2 separate regions of the Homo sapiens genome follow, and region 1 is linked to region 2. A link is an interaction called in ENCODE POLR2A ChIA-PET data of the cell type or tissue named here. Cell type or tissue: MCF 10A. All regions are shown on one strand. Region 1 overlaps EPS15 (epidermal growth factor receptor pathway substrate 15). Region 2 overlaps EPS15-AS1 (EPS15 antisense RNA 1).

Region 1 (5,000 bases), 62 kb after region 2:
CTTATCATTGCATACACCACATCTCTAGAAAGTGATTGTTGCACGAAGTTATAGTGGAAAGTTTTTGTAGACATAGTAGAAGGTAGTTTTTCATTTTGCAACCTCCAGATTTATTGCTCATGAAAATCTAAGCTTGTCTAGGTTAGTGTACATCATACCAATATTTACTTTTAAGCTAATATTCTCTCAGACATGGTTATTTGGACTTGGAGTTTCTACAGTATTGTATTGCTAAAGATAAAATGTATCAGAGACTCCCTATAAAATAGACTTTTATTGACTAAAACCTGGAACCATTAGCTGTAATGATTTCTGATCCTCAGATGAACATTTTTGAGAACTAGCATAAAATAATGAGAGAGATCTTGGGCTCTGAAGTTAGAATGTCTTAGGTAAATTGATAGATTTTAGTTATATGAGCCATTAATTTTTATGAAATGTTGCACTTAATTAGAATTTTGATGGATCATTTATACTAAGGATTATTGATAACTTCATTCCATCTTTTGTTCTGTAGGTACAACATAGATATAGCATTATGCATATATAAAAAATATGAAATTATATGCATTAAAGGTGCTTCCAGTATTGATGGTTGATCCTCTGTTTCAGAAAACATTTACTAGATGCCTCCTGTGTGTCACTACTCTAGTAAGCCTTGGACATACAGAATAAGACCATGACATTTGCTCTGAAGTAGCTTTTGGTTTTTTAGGGAGATAAACACTGACTTTCTTGTGTGACAAGTACTGTGATAAAGGATGATAGAAGTAAGGCAAGGGGGTGCCATGAGAGAATACTGTGATTATGATGAAACTTTTGGTGGTAATATAGTTTTTAATTATTTAATGGTTTTATAGGATCCAGGGTTGTTACTGTAGAGGATATTTAAACTGTACTTGAAAGGATAACATAAATCTATAGGAACATTTGATTCAAGTTAAATTGTATTTTGGTGCATAGAGTTCATATTGTGGGATATAACATCAATTTTCTTATGAGATTCCTTGTTTTATCTTTTTTTTGTAATAAAGGAAGAATTTTTAACTTTGACCATAGAGCATAGGAAGGGGACTCAAGGATAGACTTCAAAAGATCTGTGATCTACTCCAAAACAGTAGGTAAAATATTTTATATATATATTTTAACAGAGTGTCAAGATTCTCATCCCAGGGACACTGAGAGAAGTTTTACGTAGTGGGAAGAACACTGGATATAGTACAAGACAAACCTGGATTGAATTGTAGCTCTGCCATTTGTGACATCTCTGAGTGATCATGGCAAATTACTTAAACCCTTTCATTTGCTTATGTATGATGTATACACATTGTTGAGATATAGGAGACATTTGATAAATAGAATTGCTTGTATTATTATTAATACTTACCTGCAGAATTTATATGTATTTGTTTAAATTTTCTCTTTCTTTCTTTCTTTCTTTCTTTCTTTCTTTCTTTCTTTCTTTCTCTCTTTCTCTTTCTCTCTTTCTCTCTTTCTCTCTTTCTCTCTCTCTCTTTCTCTCTTTCTCTCTTTCTCTCTCTCTCTCTCTCTCTCTCTTTCTCTCTTTCTTTTCTTTTCTTTTCTTTTCTTTTCTTTTCTTTTCTTTTCTTTTCTTTTCTCTTTTTGTGACTGAGTCTTGCTCTGTTGCCAGGCTGGAGTGCAATGGTGCGATCTCAGCTCACTGCAACCTCCACCTCTCGGGTTCAAGCAATTCTCCTGCCTCAGCCTCCTGAGTAGCTGGGACTACAGGTGCACACCACCATGCCCAGCCAATTTTTGTATTTTGTATTTTTAGTAGAGAGGGCTTTCACCATGTTGGCCAGGATGGTCTCGATCTTCTGACCTCGTGATCCACCTGCCTCGGCCTCCCAAAGTGCTGGAAATACAGGCGTGAGCCACCGCGTTGGGCCTAAATGTTTTTTCATTTCCAGTATTCTTCACTCACTAAAGAAAACTTGGAACATGCATGTCGAAAAGTAGAAGATAGATCACCATCCACACCATTCTTTAAATTTTAGTCTTTTACATCGTTTCTTTTTTTTCCAAATGTAGTTATTATCTCTCTTTCATACACACACACACATATATATGTGTGTATATATATGTATGTAACATTTTTTATTCTGTTCTCCTTTTTTTTTTTCTGAGATGGAGTCTTCCTCTGTCACCCAGACTGGAGTACAGTGACGTGATCTCAGCCCACTGCAACTTCCATCTCCCAGGTTCAAGCAGTTCTCCTGCCTCAGTATCCCAAGTAGCTGGGATTACAGGTGTGTGCCACCATACCTGCCCAATTTTTGTATTTTTGGTAGAGATGGGGTTTCACCATGTTGGCCAGGCTAGTCTTGAACTCCTGATCTTGTGATCTACCCGCCTCAGCCTCCCAAAGTGCTGGGATTACAGGTGTGAGCCACTGCACCTGGCCTATTCTGTTTTCTTTAAGTGTTTTCCTATGTGGTCTGCTTAGCATCTTTTTAATGTCTTTGGAGCATATTAATTGATTGTGTGCTTTATAGTTTAAGCCCTAATGTGTACAGATATTTTATATATGTCCACTATAATTTATGCTGTTGCAAATAACCTTTGCTCTACCATTTGATAAATTTTTTTCTGTAGAGTTATATGTGGTACTTATTATATTATTGAATTATTTTTCTATGTATACATTTGAGTTTTGAAATCAAATGAGTGAATTTTTAGTTTATATTTTAAGATCTTGAATGGTAAAGCAGACAGCAGCAAGGGTTAACTCGAGCAATAATCTGAAAAATGCTATTCTGAAGGGATTAAACCGAGCATATTTAATTTGGTTGCAAGGGCCATTTATAGTTTGTCAGAGTTCACTTAGCATAGGAAATTGGCATTAAAAGTTGTGAGCTTGAAGAAGATTGAAATATTTCAGTTTGTATATACAGTTTTCACCCTTCTCTGCAGTCTGTATTGCTTTCATTCTTAGTTTGTTCTCTACATTCTTAGTTTGTTCTCTACATTCTGTTCTGTTCTGTTTTTTTTTTTTTTTCTGGCACACTTTTATGCGGCGCCTTGTAAGATCTGGGGGTGGATTCTGGACCATCTGGCACTTCAGAATAGCTCAAAACCTTAACTCTCTTGACTCTACTTTGAGCCATACTTGCTTGAAATGTCCTGGTTTGTCTCTCTGCTTGGCACGTTTTCTGCTTTATACCCTCAGAGCTTTTTATGACTAATTTCTTCCTTAGGACAGGAATTTTAAGAGTACCAGTATTCATAAGTTAAAGTGGACAAGACTTATTTCACTGTAAAATTCACCAAAAAAACCCTCATAAACTTTGCAATCTGTTTTTAAATGTATAATTGACATGAGCACTTATGTCTGTTTGATAAATATTTAAAATATTCAAAAATGGAATTTTTTAAGGTACTGCTTATAGTTTTTCTTTGATTATGAGGCCAGTTAGGAAAGTGTAATTCTGCAAATTGTAAATCTACTGAGTTGATTTCTAGTCCTAGCTTTAAAATACTTCATATGTCCAAATTAATAATAAGTTAAAAAGATATACCTGCATTTAAAAATATGAGCCATCTACCAATTCCAAAAAGCTGTGGAGGTAGTTAATGTATAAAATATTTAAACATTGTTGGCTGGGCACGGTGGCTGACGCCTGTAATCCCAGCACTTTCGGAGGCTGAGGTGGGAGGATCACCTGAGGTCAGGAGTTTGAGACCAGCCTGGCCAAAGTGGTGAAACTCCGCCTCTGCTAAAAATACAAAAATCAGCCGGGTGTGGTGGCAGGCACCTGTAATTCTAGCTACTCGGGAGGCCAAGGCAGGAGAATTGCTTGAACCTAGGAGGCAGAGGTTGTAGTGAGCCAAGATTGCGCCATTGTAATCCAGCCTGGGTGACAGAGCAAGACTCCATCTCAAAACAAACCAACAAATAAATAAATAAATAAATTGTAGTGAGCCAAGATTGCGCCATTGCACTCCAGCCTGGATGACAGAGACTCCATCTCAAAAAATAAATAAATAAATAAAAATAAAATAAAATATTTAAACATTGTTTACTTTTATTAAGAGACTTTTTTTGTAGCTTTATGCTCCATTGTTCTTTTCTAAAATTTTTATTTTTTACTTTTTAAACAGTTTAATTGAGATGTAATTCACATACCATACAACTTACCCTATAAAGTGTACAATTCAGTGGTTTTTAGTCTCTTCACAGATACGTGCAAACATCAATTTTAGAACAATTTTATCACCTCAGAAAGAAACTTGTACCCCTCAGCTATCACCCTCCCATATTGCATGCTTCCCCCAGCCTAAGCAACTATTAATCTACTTTCTGTCTCTATAGAGTTTGTTATTCTGGACTTTGTATGAATGGAATAATATAATACATATACTCTTATGACTGCCTTCTATCACTTTTTGTGGTTTATCTATGTTGCAGCAAGTATCAGTAATTCATTCCTTTTTTTGGTTGAAAAATATTCCATCGTATGGTTATACCACATTTTGTTTTTCCATTTGTTCATTGGTGGATATTTGGGTGGTTTCCACCTTTTGGCTGTTATGAATAATGCTTTTATAAGCATTCATATACAAGGTTTTGTGTAAATATATGTTTTCACTTCTCCTGGGCACATATCTGGTCATGTGGAAATTCTGTGTTTAATCATTTGAAGAGCTGCAGATTTTTTTTTTTTTGAGACACAGTCTCACTCTTTCACCCAGGCTGGAGTGCAGTGGCGCAATCATGGCTCACTGCAACCTCTGCCTCCTCGGTTAAGCGATTCTCCTGCCTCACCCTCCCGAGTAGCTGGGACTACAGGTATATACCACCACACCCGGCTAATTTTTGTATTTTTAGTAGAGACAGGGTTTTACCATGTTGTCTGGGCTGGTCTCAAACTCTTGGCCTCAAGTGATCCACCCGCTTCGGCCGCCCAAAGCACTGGGATTATAGGTGTGAGCCACCACGCTCGGCTGCTGACTGTTTTAGAGCAGCTGCACCATTTATA
Region 2 (5,000 bases):
GATTAAAGGAGAGAATTATGAACTGGCTTGAGAATCTTAAATTTTAAATCCACTCTGGAAAACTGTTCCCAGAGTATTAAACGGTATTAAAGGGAAAACCATTTCCAGAGTAGAGAGAAATTGGAGACGGTGTGACCCACGGGAAGCTGTGCCTTGGTGATGCCAGTGAGGGTAGTCTGCTCAGCCACTCATCTCCTCTCAGTGTGGTTTCTTGGTTGTTGTCCCTCACATTGTATCCCACTCAGGTTCATTGGATTCCTCCTAGTTCTTTAGAAGAGTCCTGGGTTACAAAAGAGGCTCAGAGAGAAGGCAGGTGGAATTGAGCTACGAAGTAGGGTTTGGCAGAATAGAGACTCAAAACTTGGTCTTGCCTGCAGGTTCGGTGCTCTTTGCCTTGTGCACACGCCCTCCTCCGTGAAGTCTTCCCTGGTTACTCTAGCTGTTCTTGGGGTCTTTGGGGAAGTAAGCATACTTTGTTCAATTTTGTTTTGTTTTGATTAAGACAGGGTCTTGCTCTGTCACCCAGGCTGGAGTGCAATGGTGTGATCGTAGCTCACTGCAGCCTCAAACTCCTGGGCCCAAATGCTTCTCCCACCTCAGCCTCTGGAGTAGCTGGGACTACAGGCATGTACCACCATCCCCAACTAATTTTTAATTTTTTTTGCAAAGACAAGGTCTCATTATGTTGCCCATGCTGGTCTTAAACTCCTGGCCTCAAGCAGTCCTCCTGCCCTGACATACTAAAGTACTGGGATTAGAGGCATGAACCACCATGCCAGGCCAAGCATATTATTTAAAATGTAGACAACTCCTAACATAATGTCAGACATGAAAGTGTTTACCACAGAGCCTGGTGTACAATAAGTGCTCTTGAGATGTCTGAATCAGGACCTGTGATTCTTCTGTGTAATTTAACACATACTTATTGAGTCTTTCTTCTATGTCAGGTCCTGTTCCAGATTCAGGGAATATAAAGATGCACCTGTTCTTCAGAAGCTAAAAATTATTCAAAGAGACTGAAATAAACCTAGTTTCAACATAGTGTGACCCAGGAAAGTACAGAGAGCTGTGGGATCATAAGGAAGGACCCAGCCGGGTGTGGTGACTCACGCCTGTCAGGAGTTCGAGACCAGCCTGGCCAACATGCTGAAACCCCATCTCTACTAAAAATACAAAATTAGCCGGGCGTGGTGGCGGGAACCTATAATCCCAGCCACTTGGGAGGCTGAGGCAGGAGAATCATTTGAACCTGGGAGGCGGAGGTTGCAGTGAGCCGAGATTATGCCACTGCACTCCAGCCTGGCGACAGAGCAAGACTCCGTCTCCAAAAAAAAAAGGAACCTCACCAAGTACGAATAATGATAGCCCCTTACATTTTATGTTGACAGTTTACAAAGTACTTCTCAGATCTCTTACTCACTTGACCTTCACCAGGAATCCTATGAGATAGGAATAATTCTCCACGTTTTGCTGATATGAAACTGAGACTCAGAGAGTTAACAGAGCCCTAACCAGTAAGCTGGGCAGCAGCATGGAATAATAGAAAGACCACTAGCCTGGAGGCCAGGAGACTTTGCTTGTATGGCATGATTTCATTTGTGACTCTGTCATCTTGAGTAAGTAACCTTTCCTCCCTGGGGCTTGGTCTGCTCATCTATAAAGTAATGTGGTTAGACTAGAAAGGCTCTGAGATCTATTATTACCCTGATACTCTCTGGAGGAGGAAGTAAAGTCTTATAGTTGAAGATGGGGGCTCTAGAATTAAATGAACTGGTTGAGTGATCCTGCACAAGTGAAATAGCCTCAATGGCTTCATGATAAAGCAGAGAAATTAGGAGAACCCACTTCATGGGGTTATTATGAAGATTAAGTACAGTAGTAATATATGTGAATGAAACACATTGGTAACGAGTAAGTGTTCAGTGAATGTTAGCAGTGATTACTATTTGATCTACGAGGCTATGGTAGAAAGATGTCCAGAAAGTGCAGGGGCTCTTTCTACCACAGCATTTTTGTATGGTAGAACCTCATTCTGGTCACCCAGGGGAGCCTCGGAAAAACAGGCCTTTGTTTTGTAAAGTTGTAGAACAGTCTTCAAGTATCTCTTGAAAATCAGAGGTAGCATGGTATGCAGAAAGAATCAGACAAACGTGGCTTAAAATTCCAGCTTGGCTCCTTGCTAGCTATGTGGCCCTAGGCAGGTGACTCACCTCCTTATGACTCAGCCTCCTGATTGTAAAGTGGAGATAATACTCATTTTGCAGGGTTGCTCTGAGGCTTGAATAAAAGTATGTGTGCAAAGCTTTCAGCACAGGTATGGAAGAAAATACCAGAGATTGGTGAGGTCAAGTGCTGGATCTCTCTGGCTGCTTTTTGGGTATTTAAGCCTGAAGACTCTGTGCTTTCTGCTTCTAGGTCTCCAAACCAGTGAACATGCCAAGTTTTATGCCTTCTCAACCAGGTTGAAGCATTCAGCAATGAGAATGAGACCTTGGTGTTTCAGTTTTCAGTAAAACACAAGCAAAGGAAGTATTGTGGTGGCGGATATGTAAAACTCTTTCCTGCCACCCTGAACCAGGAGGATATGCACTCAGGATCCAAGTATCACATCATGTTTGGTAAGCTCTCTGATAGCAGTCACTGTCAGCTCCATTAGGTCCTAATGACAGCCACTGTAGTTGTTGAAAACGCTCAGATTCACTTGGAACAGAAAATGTCTAATATGATAACTCCACCCCGCCTCCATGTGGCAGGACTCTTCAAAGACCTGAAAAAAGCAACTCTAAACCTGAATGTTAATATAAGTAAACCACAGAGGTGGGGAGGCACATGGTACCATATTAAGAAATCTATAGCACAGGGAGACATTTTCCAGTTCTCAGAAGAGGAGAAGGAGGTCATCAGCTACGTAGACCCTCTCACAGGTACACTACAATAAGGCATTGTACTCTGCCTCAGTGAGAGAAAGGCACAGGAGGTCAAGGAAGTGACCTTTTTTTAGCATCTGAAATGTGTCCAGAGTGTTGTATCTGTAACCTAAATATGTAACTAGGCCTCCTTGGGGCAGTCCAGATCTTACTTAAGCACGTGTGTGTTTTGGATAGTGAGAGTGGTAACATGGGAGGTAAGGTTGAAAATTAAGTTAAGGCTGGGTGCAGTGGCTCACCCCTGTAATTCCAGCACTCTGGGTGGCGGGGGGCTGAGGCGGGTAGATCACTTGAGGTCAGGAGTTCGAGAGCATCCTGGCCAACATGGTGAAACCCCATCTCTACTGAAAATACAAACATTAGCCAGGCATGGTGGCTAGCACCTGTAATACCAGGCAGGATAATTGCTTGAACCTGGGAGATGGAGGTTGTAGTGAGCCGAGATTGCACCACTGCACTCTAGCCTGGCTGATAGAGCAAGACTCCGTCTCGAGAAAAAGAAAAATTAGCCAGGTGTGGTGGCGGGAGCCTGTAATTCCAGGTACTCAGGAGGCTGAGGCAGCAGAATTGCTTGAACCTGGGAAGCAGAGGTTGCAGTGAGCTGAGGTTGCACCACTACACTCCAGCCTGGGCGACAGCCTGGGTGACAGAGTGAGACTCTGAGACTCCGTCTCAAAAAAAAGAAAAGAAAAGAAAATTATGTTAAATCTATTCCCAACTGTTGGCAGATAAGGCTTTCTGGGCTCAGAGACACTGATGATCTCTAGAGTTCCCTCTAGAGTTTTTACAAAGCATAAAGGGCCCCAGGCTCTGTTTCTAGGTAGCCTTGGGTTTGAATACCAACAATGCTACTTACTAGCTGTTTGTCTTTGAGCAACCTGCTTAACTGTTCTGAGCCACAATTTTCCCAGCTAAAAGTGGGGGATAGTAACACCTACTTGTAAGAATTAAATGACATGGTATAAAATGCCTGACACAGAAGGGGTTTCTGGTTGGGTTTGGTCAATGGGAGCCCTGGGAGATCAGAGATGGAAAAGAGAGTTGTGTTCCTCAACTGAAAGTCAGCTTCTCTCTTGCCTGTCTTTTCCACAGGATTCTTTCTTCCAGGCTCTGGCAAGCACTCCTTCTAGCCCCTTTAGGCCTAGGGGTAGAACCCCATTGTTGCTAGCCCTGAGCATAGCACTATACTTTATGTTTTCACAATGTCCTGCCCCAACCTTTGTAAATAGTCCTTTTATTAAATCCTTCTCAAATAATCCCAAATTTGATTGTGCCATCTATATCCTGCTGGGACTCTGATTAATACACATGCTGTGTTTGTCTTGGGTCTTGGCCTTAGACCAGGCAAACTGCCTTAAAGCTATGTGAAATTATGCTTTGGGGTTTAATTTCCAGGCCCTGACATTTGTGGCTTTGGCAACAACAAAGTACAGGTCATCCCTCATTACTGAGAGAAATACCATGAGAACAAGACCATCAAGTGCAGGGTGAGTGTGTGCTGGTCCTCAGCCAAGGGGGAAGGAGATGCATTTTATATGTGTTATCTCATTTAATTCTTACAAAATCTTATAAATTAAATACTGTCATCTCCATTTTACAGGTTAAAAAGTAGATCTAGAGAAATGCTGTAAATTGCAGGATTTCATCAAGGAGCAGTTGATCCAAAAGCCTAAGAAGTTATATGAGGTCCTCCTGTGGAACAATGCTTGGCATAGCCCAGTTCCCCACTGCTAGACATGGGAGAGGATGGGGGAGGGAGGGAGTGTTGGACTTAGAAATGGGGATGGGTAGTCAGTTTATCATAGTAACATCAAGTTAGAGACACCTAGGTTGGCTAGAGGATAGTAGGTGGATTTCATCAGCAACTCAACAGGGATTCAAATACTAACTCTGTTTTGGGCCTTAGGCTGGGGACAGAGTGGGCCAGACATGGCCTTTGACTTCACAGAACTCACAGTCAATGAAGGTAAGAGTCAAGCAAAGTGACTACCTAGTATGCTGGGCATCTGTGGGAGCACAGAAGAGGACCCCTACCCAACCTGGAGGCTAAGGAAATACTTCTTAGGTAAGAGT

Evidence for each region. Peaks named below come from ENCODE experiments on the same cell type or tissue, not always from the same donor. Only the 100,000 strongest peaks of a DNase experiment are listed, where the experiment ranks them.
Region 1: POLR2A ChIA-PET joins it to region 2 with 5 read pairs; 4 of 35 experiments call an interaction of 5 or more read pairs at or near these places.

The regions. Positions count from the first base shown.
Region 1 is chr1:51,504,806-51,509,805 of GRCh38, reverse strand. All of the region lies in intron 1 of EPS15 (epidermal growth factor receptor pathway substrate 15), which reads left to right. Among named protein-coding and RNA genes, the nearest start is that of EPS15-AS1, 11 kb to the left of the region's middle. RefSeq lists an enhancer at 4,725-4,784. In MCF 10A, no CTCF peak of the experiment used is centred here; a DNase peak (open chromatin) is centred at 3,105.
Region 2 is chr1:51,567,166-51,572,165 of GRCh38, reverse strand. The region is part of intron 2 of EPS15-AS1 (EPS15 antisense RNA 1); the gene reads right to left. It also overlaps a transcript of OSBPL9 not described here and the pseudogene CALR4P. Among named protein-coding and RNA genes, the nearest start is that of OSBPL9, 47 kb to the left of the region's middle. RefSeq lists enhancers at 2,539-2,698, 2,859-2,908. In MCF 10A, a CTCF peak has its summit at 2,718; DNase peaks (open chromatin) are centred at 2,205 and 4,335.